Regions from separate parts of the Homo sapiens genome. Here region 2 is linked to region 1. Evidence: chromatin loops called from intact Hi-C (ENCODE). Cell type or tissue: endothelial cell of umbilical vein. All regions are shown on one strand. Each heading gives the region's core, and the rest is flanking DNA. Links, peaks and the distances in the headings are about the cores only. Region 1 has its middle 11 kb from the start of LINC03030. Region 2 overlaps MYO7A (myosin VIIA).

Region 1 (4,392 bases), core at 138-4,137:
ATGAAAACTACAATGAGATATCATCTCACCCTAGTTAAAATTGATTTTATCCAAAAGATAGTCAATAACAAACACTGGCACAGATGTGGAGAAAGGGGAACCCTCATACACTGTTGATGGGAGTACATATTAGTTTAACCCCTATGGAGAACAGTATAGAATTTCCTCAAAAAACTAAACATGGAGCTACCATATGATCCAAGAATCCCATTGCTAGGTATATACTCAAAGGAAATCAGTATGTTGAAGACATATCTGCACTCCCTTGTTTACTGCAGCACTATTCACAATAGCCAAGATTTGGAAGCAACCTCAATGTCCATCAACAGATGAATGGATAAAGAAAATGTAGTATATATACACAATGGAGTACTATTCACCCATAAAAGAGAATGAGATCCTGTCATTTGCAACAACATGGATGGAACTGGAGGACATTATATTAAGTGAAATAAGCCAGGCACAGAAAGACAAACTTCTCATGTTCTTACTCATTTGTGGGAGCTAAAAGTTAAAACCATTGAACTCACAGAGAGTGTAGAGTGATGGTTACCAGAGACTGAGAAGGCCAGTGGGTGAGAAATGGGGATGGGTAACATATATAAAAATATAGTTAGATACAATGAATAAGATCTAGTGTTTGATAGCACAACAGGGTGACTGCAGTCAGCAATAATTTGTCGTATATTTTAGAATAACTGAGGGAGTACAGTTGGAATGTTTGTAACACAAAGAAAGGATGAATGCTTGAGGTGATGGATACCAATTTATCCTGATGTGGTTACTACACATTGTATGCCTGTATCAAAATATCCCATACACTCCATAAATGTATACACTTACTATGTACCCATAAAAATTAAAAATTAAAAAAATAATTTCTCTAGCTTTATCTTACATGTTTTACCACCAGCTAACATATATAACATTAATAATTAACATCCCAGGAATAATCCAGTACTGAAGTCCCAATGCTCCACCAAGTGAACCTTGCCCTCCCATGAAAGAACACTTTAAGAAGCTACTGACTTACTCACCATTGCTCTAGTGCAGTACTACCACCCTTGGCCCTGGGCAGACAGGGCCCTGTCACCCTCCATCCCGCTGTGGAGTACCCACCTTGAAATTTTAAGTTTCTCTCTTTTGACTGGGACAGGCTGGGGCTAGTAGTGTTCTCCAGGTGGGGTGCTCTAAACTCAGTTTCTCCCCTTCAAGTGCTCTCTAACCTTCTTCCTAGTGCATGGGGTCAAACAGATGTCCTGAGGAGCTGTAGAACGTGTGCCTATGGAATGGTCTCAGAGCCCAGTGGCCAGGCCACATTTCCAAAAGGACAGCCTGTGGGGCAGATCACTCCTGCTGGCTAGCACAATATTATTTTACTGGCTCATGTGAAGTTGGACCATTAGGATGGTGCCGATGCAGATTTCGGTTGACTGTCACAAGCAGACACTGAGCTGCTATACCTTAGCACTTTGTTGATCTTCCCCCTCACATATCTTGGAATTTCTGCTCCTTCTCTACTACTGACCTTTTGGCTTGGGCTGCATGTGTGGGCCTGTCCACTGACTCTTGCCTGTGTACACTGTGACACCTCCTATCCAGAGCACTCTTGTGCAGATGGGCCACTCATCTATTCTGCCTGCTGATGAAAGGGAAGGGTTCCACTGATACTGAGGAAGATTACATTCAAGGAAATGCAATGATAACACCCTAATGAGTTCAAGAGAAGACATAGTTGGAAGGTGAGTCATGTGGTTGTGCCATAAAATCTGAAATGATAGGCTGGGCATGGTGGCTCATGCCTGTAATCCCAGAACTTTGGGAGGCCCAGGCGGGGGGATCACCTGAGGTCAGGAGTTCGAGACAAGCCTGACCAACATGGAGAAACCTTGTCTCTACTAAAAATACAAAATTAGCCAGGCGTGGTGGTGCATGCCTGTAATCCCAGCTACTCGGGAGGTTGAGGCAGGAGAATTGCTTGAACCTGGGAGGCAGAGGTTGCAGTGAGCCGAGATCGCACCATCGCACTCCAGCCTGGGCAACAAGAGTGAAACTCTGTCTCAAAAAAAAAAAAAAATCTGAAATGATAATTTAACATTACCAGAAAAGTAGTTATCATTTCCATTCAGACTCTGGATAAGACGTGCATTTGTGTTAGTCATCAATGAAGCATGATAACAATCTTTATAACAGAGCCACTGGAGCCACGTGCTTATGGTGGATGATTCAGTGTCATGAGTTAAAGGTTTTGAGGATCAGCAGAAGCCAAAAGGTCTATATTGCTTCAATACAAACAGGTTCCAAGCAGTCATGGCATTGTGAGTAATAACAGCATTGCTACCTTCTTCAGGAGTAGGAGCCATGAAACCAGCAAGGAATGGTGCATTTGAAAATAAAGAACATAAAAAGGTGGTTCTCAAACCAGAACAGAAAGACACGGCACCTGGACACTACAAAGAATCTTCATGCGCACTGACTTGACAACAAATACCTGAATACCTCTTCTATACTCATTCTAAATCTTCATCAGTAAATCACCATAGCTCACATGAGCTCATGAGTTTTGCAATACATTTTAAAACATATTGTTAATATTAACATTCCCCCCACCCGTACACACACCCACACACACTGGCCCAGGGCCTTGCACACTCCAGGGAAATAGTTTTCTGTGGAAGGTGGTGGCAGCAAGTTTGCACCCCCCTCCACCCCACCACCCCTTGGGGCATTTGGCATTGTCTGTAGACAGTTTTGATTGTCACAGCAGGTGGGAGCGGGCATTGCTACTGGCATCTAGCAAGCAGAGGCCAGGGATCCTATGAAACATCCTGCAGTGCACAGGACAGCACCCAGGACAAAGAATTGATTTGGTCCCAAATGCTATTAGTGCCAAGATTAAGAAACTCTGTTAGGGCATCCCTGTTCTAGTAAACTTATTCTTAGGCTTATCTGTTCCCCTACAGCAGTGTTTTTCAAAAGGAGCCACAGACCACTGCCTCAGACTCACATGGATGTCATTTAAAATGCCTACTTGCTGGGCACAGTGGCTCACACCTGTAATCCACTTTGGGAGGCCGAGGCGGGCGGATCATGAGGTCAGGAGATCGAGACCACAGTGAAACCCCATCTCTACTGAAAATACAAAAAAAAAATTAGCCAGGCGCGGTTGTGGGCGCCTACATGTAGTCCCAGCTACTCGGGAGGCTGGGGCAGGAGAATGGCATGAACCTGGGAGGCGGAGCTTGCGGTGAGCCGAGATTGCGCCACTGCACTCCAGCCTGGGCGACAGAGCGAGACTCTGTCTCAAAAAAATAAAAAATAAAAAAATTTTAAAAAATAAAATAAATAACATGCCTACTTACAGATCCTTACTCAGATCTCTGTGGATGGGGTCCTGGAATAAGCTTCCAGTGATTCTTGAAACCGTGAGAGCTGGTGCTCTGGAAATGGCCTTGGCCACCCATCTAGATTCCTTTACCCGGGTGTTTGTTCATTCTCTCAACGAATATGAATTGGGTGCCTAGTCTGTGCCAGGCACTGTGCAAGGCGCTAGGGACAGATGAAGTCTCTCTCTTCAGGTGCTTAAGTTGGGGCAGGGAGCCAGAAAATAATAAACATATAATATGAGATGAGTGGTAGAGGTGCTGCAAATTAAAACTACACAGGTCAAAGGGGATAGAAAGGGACTGGGGATGGATTTGTGTGTTTGTGCTACTTTGTGAGAGTATCTAGGGGAGCCTTTCAGGCAGAGGAACAGCAAAAGGGAGGAGGCCAGTGGGCAGAGCAGGGTGAAGGAGAGGCATGGTGTTGGGAACTGAGGCCAGAGAGGGAGCTGTGTATCAGGTCACCCAGGGTCGGCCGGGTGAAAAGTCCAGGGGTAAGAGATAAGCAGAATTGGAGGATACAGACTCTGATAGGATCTTGGAATGCTGTGAGTAATGGGGAAACTGCTGGGGGTGGTGGGGGGAACTCAGTGATAGGGGTTTTGCATTGCAACACCCACAACAGCACAAATGTTTAAGTGGAGGAACGTCTGGCCACATTTGTTAAATGCCTACAATTTGCCAGGAATTTACACACGTGTTCTAATTTGAACTTACAACAATACTATGAGATGAGTGTTACTGTCCCCATTTTATAGAAGGAAATTTCAGACCCAGAAAAATTAACCTGACAAAGATTATACACGACAAGTTATTAGAAGGAGGGCCGGGTGTGGTGGCTCATGCCTGTAATCCCAGTACTTTGGGAGGCCGAGGTGGGTGGATCACAAGGTCAGGAGTTCGAGACCAGCCTGACCAACATAGTGAAACCCCGTCTCTACTAAAAATACAAAAATTAGCTGGACATGGTGACATATGCTTGTAATCCCAGCTACTCGGGAGGCTGAGG
Region 2 (4,392 bases), core at 65-4,064, 430 kb after region 1:
AAACTATATTGATGCAGATTTAAGATGTTATTTGTAGGCCAGATGCAGTGGCTAACACCTGTAATCCCAGCAGTTTGGGAGGCTGAGGCAGGCAGATCACTTTAGGTCAGGAGTTTGAGACCAGCCTGACCAGCATGGTGAAACCCTGTCTCTACTAAAAATAAAAAAAATTAGCCAGGTATGGTGGTGCACGCTTGTAATCCCAGCTACTTGGGAGGCTGAGGCAGGAGAATTGCTTGAACCCAGGAGGCAGAGGTTGCAGTGGGCCGAGATTGTGTCATTGCACTCCAGCATGGGCTACAAGAGTGAAACTCCATCTCAAAAAAAAGATGTTATTTGTAAACCTAAGAATAATCATTGAGGAAAAAACTTTTAAAATACACAGAAGAGTAAATGAGAATCAAAACAGTACTTTAGAAAAAAATGTCAATTAAACACAAAAGAGCAGTAATGAGGAATTGAGGAGGAAAAGATATAAGACATACAGAAAACATAGCAAAATGGCAGAGGTCCTTCCTTAACAGTAATTACTTCATGTGTAAATAGATTAAACTCTCCAACCAAAAGGTAAAGACTGGCAGAATGGATAAAAACAAAACAAAACAAAAACCAACCACATGATCTAACTATATGCTGCTTACAAGAGATCCACTTTAGATCCAAAGACACAAATAGGTTAAAAGTAGAAGGATTTCATGCAAATAGTATTCCATGCAAATAGTAACCAAAAGACAGTTGAGATGACTACACTATCAGACATAGATGTTAAGTCAAAATCATTACAAGAAACAAAGAAGGACATTATATTTTACTAAAAGCATCAATCCAACTGTTATCAACAGCCCACAAATTTATCTTCAAACCTCCCTCTGCCCACAAATCTGGGCCAAGTACACAGAGTCCCTACCCTGGCACCACCATGAAGCTGGGAATCATGACATACTGAAGCACAAAAGCCCTCCTTGTGGTCCTTAAAGATGTGAGTCAGGTGTGCCACACAGGTGCGCCACTAGTCAGCTGGGCTAGTCCTTCTTCCAGAGACCTCAGTCCCTGTATGTTCATGAGAGGCTGCTGCAGCTGTCTCATGGCCTTCCCTGTCCACCCTCTCCCAGGGAGGGCAGAAGGCTCTCCCATTCCCAGGTGCCCTCTCATCCCCGTGCCCCCTGGAGACTCACTGTCACAGTGCCTTTCCTAGGTTTCTAAGCTGTCTCCCCACATAGGTCTGGGAACTCCTCCAGGGCAGGGAATAGTAGGTGAATGCCTGCTCCTCCTGCCTTCAAGCAGGAAGTATGCTTCAGCTGCTTCCTTGGTCCTAAAAAGAACCCGAGCCCCGGGAGCCGACCCGCTCTGCAGTTCCACAGGCCGGGCCCAGTGGGCTCCATCTTGTGCTTTGCTGTTGAGTAAGAGGGCCTTGGGCACATTACTCAGCCTTCCTGAGCCTGTTTCATCATATGCAAAATGCAGATTAAAAACCTCTATCCACCTGGTGCGGTGGCTCACGCCTGTAATCCCAGTACTTTGGGAGGCCGAGGTGGGCGGATCACGAGGTCAGGAGATCAAGACCATCCTGGCCAACATGGTGAAACCCCGTCTTTATTAAAAATACAAAAATTAGTTGGACGTGGTGACGGGTGCCTGTAATCCCAGCTACTCAGGAGGCTGAGGCAGGAGAATTGCTTGAACCAGGGAGTCGAAGGTTGCAGTGAGCCAAAATCATGCCATAGCACTTCAGCCTGGTGACAAAGCAAGACTCTGTCTCAAAACAAACACACACACAAACAAACAAACAAACAAACAAAACCCCTGTTTTCCCACAGCTGCCATTGTGAAGCTAAAATGCCATTTGGGACTCCATGAAAATGCTTCTTCCTTCATCTGCTTCCCTGGACTGCCTCTCTCCTCCTCTCTTCCTGCCAGTTCCTTCCCTATCCTGAAAGATCCACGGGAAATGGGATGAAGGCTGTCCCTCATGTCCAGGGCTCATCAGGAAGCCCCAGGTAGGCAGAGAAAGGAGGAGGACTGTGGACCAGGCCCTGGGGTTTGCAGAGCAGGGAAGCCTCCCGAAGGAAGTAGAGGCTACACTGAAGCCTGAGCAGAAGTCAGCCAGGCAAGAGGGGAAGCCAAGCACTCCGTGGACCTTTCAGGACCGGGAAGGATGTGGCAGGAAGAGAGGAGGAGAGGGCAGACCAGGGAAGCAGAGGAAGGAAGAAGCATTTTCATGGAGCTCCACATGGCATTTTAGCCTCTCATCGGCAGCTGTGGGAAAAGAGGCTTTTAATCTTCATTTTACATATGAGGAAACTGAGGCTCAGGAAGGCTGAGTAACGTGCCCAAGGCCCTCCCACTCATCAATAGCAAAGCCTGGGCTGGAGCCCATTAGGCCCGGCCTGTGCAACTGCAGAGCTGGCCGGTTCCCCAGGGCTGGGGCTTTCTTCAGGACCAAGGAAGGAGCTGAGTGTACTTCCTGCTTGAGGGCAGGCAGAACAGGCATTCACCTACAAGACACTTGCTCCCAACAGAGGCCACCCACAGCTGGAGGTGGGTCAGCGTTCAGAGGGGCAGGAGAGGAGGGGGTGGTGAGGAGGTCCCATCAGCCAGAGGCCTGCCTCAGAGGCCCCCTGAGGGAGGACGCCCCTGGAGGGCTATGGGGGCCCAGGCCCTGGCACACAGCAAACACTCAGCGAATGGACTTTTCCTCTCCTAGATCCTGCCCATCTCTAATGGGCGTTTGAACAGGCTCTCAGGCCAAGGGGCTCTAAAGGGGGTCTCCTCCAGCCCCTGGGATAGAAGAATGTCTGTCCTGATGCTGCCCTGAAGCCTGCCTCTCACTCACACACACAGACACACACACGCGCACGCACTCATATGCAAACATGCTGGTCCGTGCAGCCTCAGGGTGGCCAGGCAAGGCTGAGCCATTGGCCTCTGGTGACCCTGGAGACCGAGAAGCTGCTGGCCAAGCCCCCATAATGCACAGCCCCACAAGCCCTACGGCCTGCTGCCAGGCCCACCTGGCTCAGGGCCCACATTCCTGGCTCCTGCTCTGGAGGCCAGGAGCTCATTAGAGCCTCAGACTGATCACGGGGAAGGGCTGAGGGTCAGAGGCCACTGTGGCCCTCAGTAGGAAGGGGGGCTGGAGGACTCAGCTCGGGCCAGCACCTCTGCTTCTTCCCATAAAATCCCAGGGGGCTCCAGCTCAAGCCTTGTCACCCCCCGCCCTCCAGTCACTGCTCCCCAAGGCCCTAAGAATAAGTTGGGCTCAGGGCCCTTCCTGGCCTGGCTTTGGGAGCCTTGCCAACCTCCTCTCCTCTTCCCCAGGGACCTTCCCACACCTGGGCCTTTGCACATGCTGTTCCACTGCCTGGGATCCAGAGATGTGTGTAAATAAACTCATTTCTGCCCAGTGGGGTGAGCCAGTGAGAGAAGGAAACCCCAGCTGGCACAGCAGAGGGAACAGGTTTCAGACTAGGCCTCAGCCTGGAGGGCTGGGTTTGGAAGCCTAGGCAGGAATTTTCCAAGAGAACACCCTGGGGAGGGTGTCCCACGGGTAAGCATATGGATGAGGGGATATGGCCTGGGGAGGACAGGCCACCCAAAGAGGTGGGAACACTGACCTGCTGAAGAATCACCATGGTCCCAAGTCAGGAGCTCCTGCTGCCCACTGGGCCAGGCACAGTTCTGCAGGGAGAGAGACCATGTCATGCTTCTGGGCAGGCCAGCCCTGGAAGCCTTGAGCCTGGCTGGGGTCACCTGGGCTCCTCCCAAAGCCCCAGCTCCTCCTCCCTCAAGGGAACCCTCCTTGGCTTCTCTCCCTCTGACCACTGCCCAGCCTGTGTGACCTGAGCCTCAGCCACTGTCACCAGCACCACTGCCCAGAGCAGCTGAATTCTTCTCTCAGCCACTGTCATTCAGAGATTCCCAAAGGGCTCCTAGAAAGTAGCAAGTCTGGCCCCACCAGGGACCTACGGCAAAGGGGCCCAGAGAGGGACCAAGACTTGCCCAGGGTCACACAGCTAGCCAGAGCAAATTTAGGACTAGGACTTAATCTCCGGCACTCAGCTTAGGGACTGCCCCAGGAATGTGGGTGACAAGGACAAGCCTGACTGAGCAGAAGGTCAAGGGCTGGGCATGACCTGCTCACAGCACACCCTGCCTGAAACCTCTCAAGAGCACCCACTGCCCTCAGGATGGCTCTGTGCAGAGCACTGGCTGCTGACGGGGAGGCAGGGTCATTGGGGTCTGTCTCTGGCTGTGCTGCTGAATGCACCGCACCTGGGCCTGGGCCCGGGCCCGGGCCCGCCCCGCTAGGCCCAGCACAATCTGGCCCCTGCTGATGCCTCGGTCTTTTCTCTCACTGCTCACTCCCTTTCCTACCCTTATACTTGGACATCC

Evidence for each region. Hi-C counts contacts between places; a loop is a spot of excess contacts. Peaks named below come from ENCODE experiments on the same cell type or tissue, not always from the same donor. Only the 100,000 strongest peaks of a DNase experiment are listed, where the experiment ranks them.
Region 2: it touches region 1 in a loop (6-fold over the local background); 19 of 110 quality-filtered maps call a loop at or near these places.

Annotation. Positions count from the first base shown.
Region 1 is chr11:77,558,086-77,562,477 of GRCh38, reverse strand. No RefSeq gene overlaps it. Among named protein-coding and RNA genes, the nearest start is that of LINC03030, 11 kb to the left of the region's middle. RefSeq lists enhancers at 2,060-2,354, 1,386-2,585. In endothelial cell of umbilical vein, for the core only: no CTCF peak of the experiment used is centred there; a DNase peak (open chromatin) is centred at 2,217.
Region 2 is chr11:77,129,875-77,134,266 of GRCh38, reverse strand. It overlaps MYO7A (myosin VIIA), which reads right to left. Exons shown (of 49, transcript NM_000260.4): 2 at 3,615-3,678. The coding sequence starts at 3,632. Among named protein-coding and RNA genes, the nearest start is that of MYO7A, 3.8 kb to the right of the region's middle. RefSeq lists an enhancer at 2,276-2,997. In endothelial cell of umbilical vein, for the core only: no CTCF peak of the experiment used is centred there; no DNase peak of the experiment used is centred there.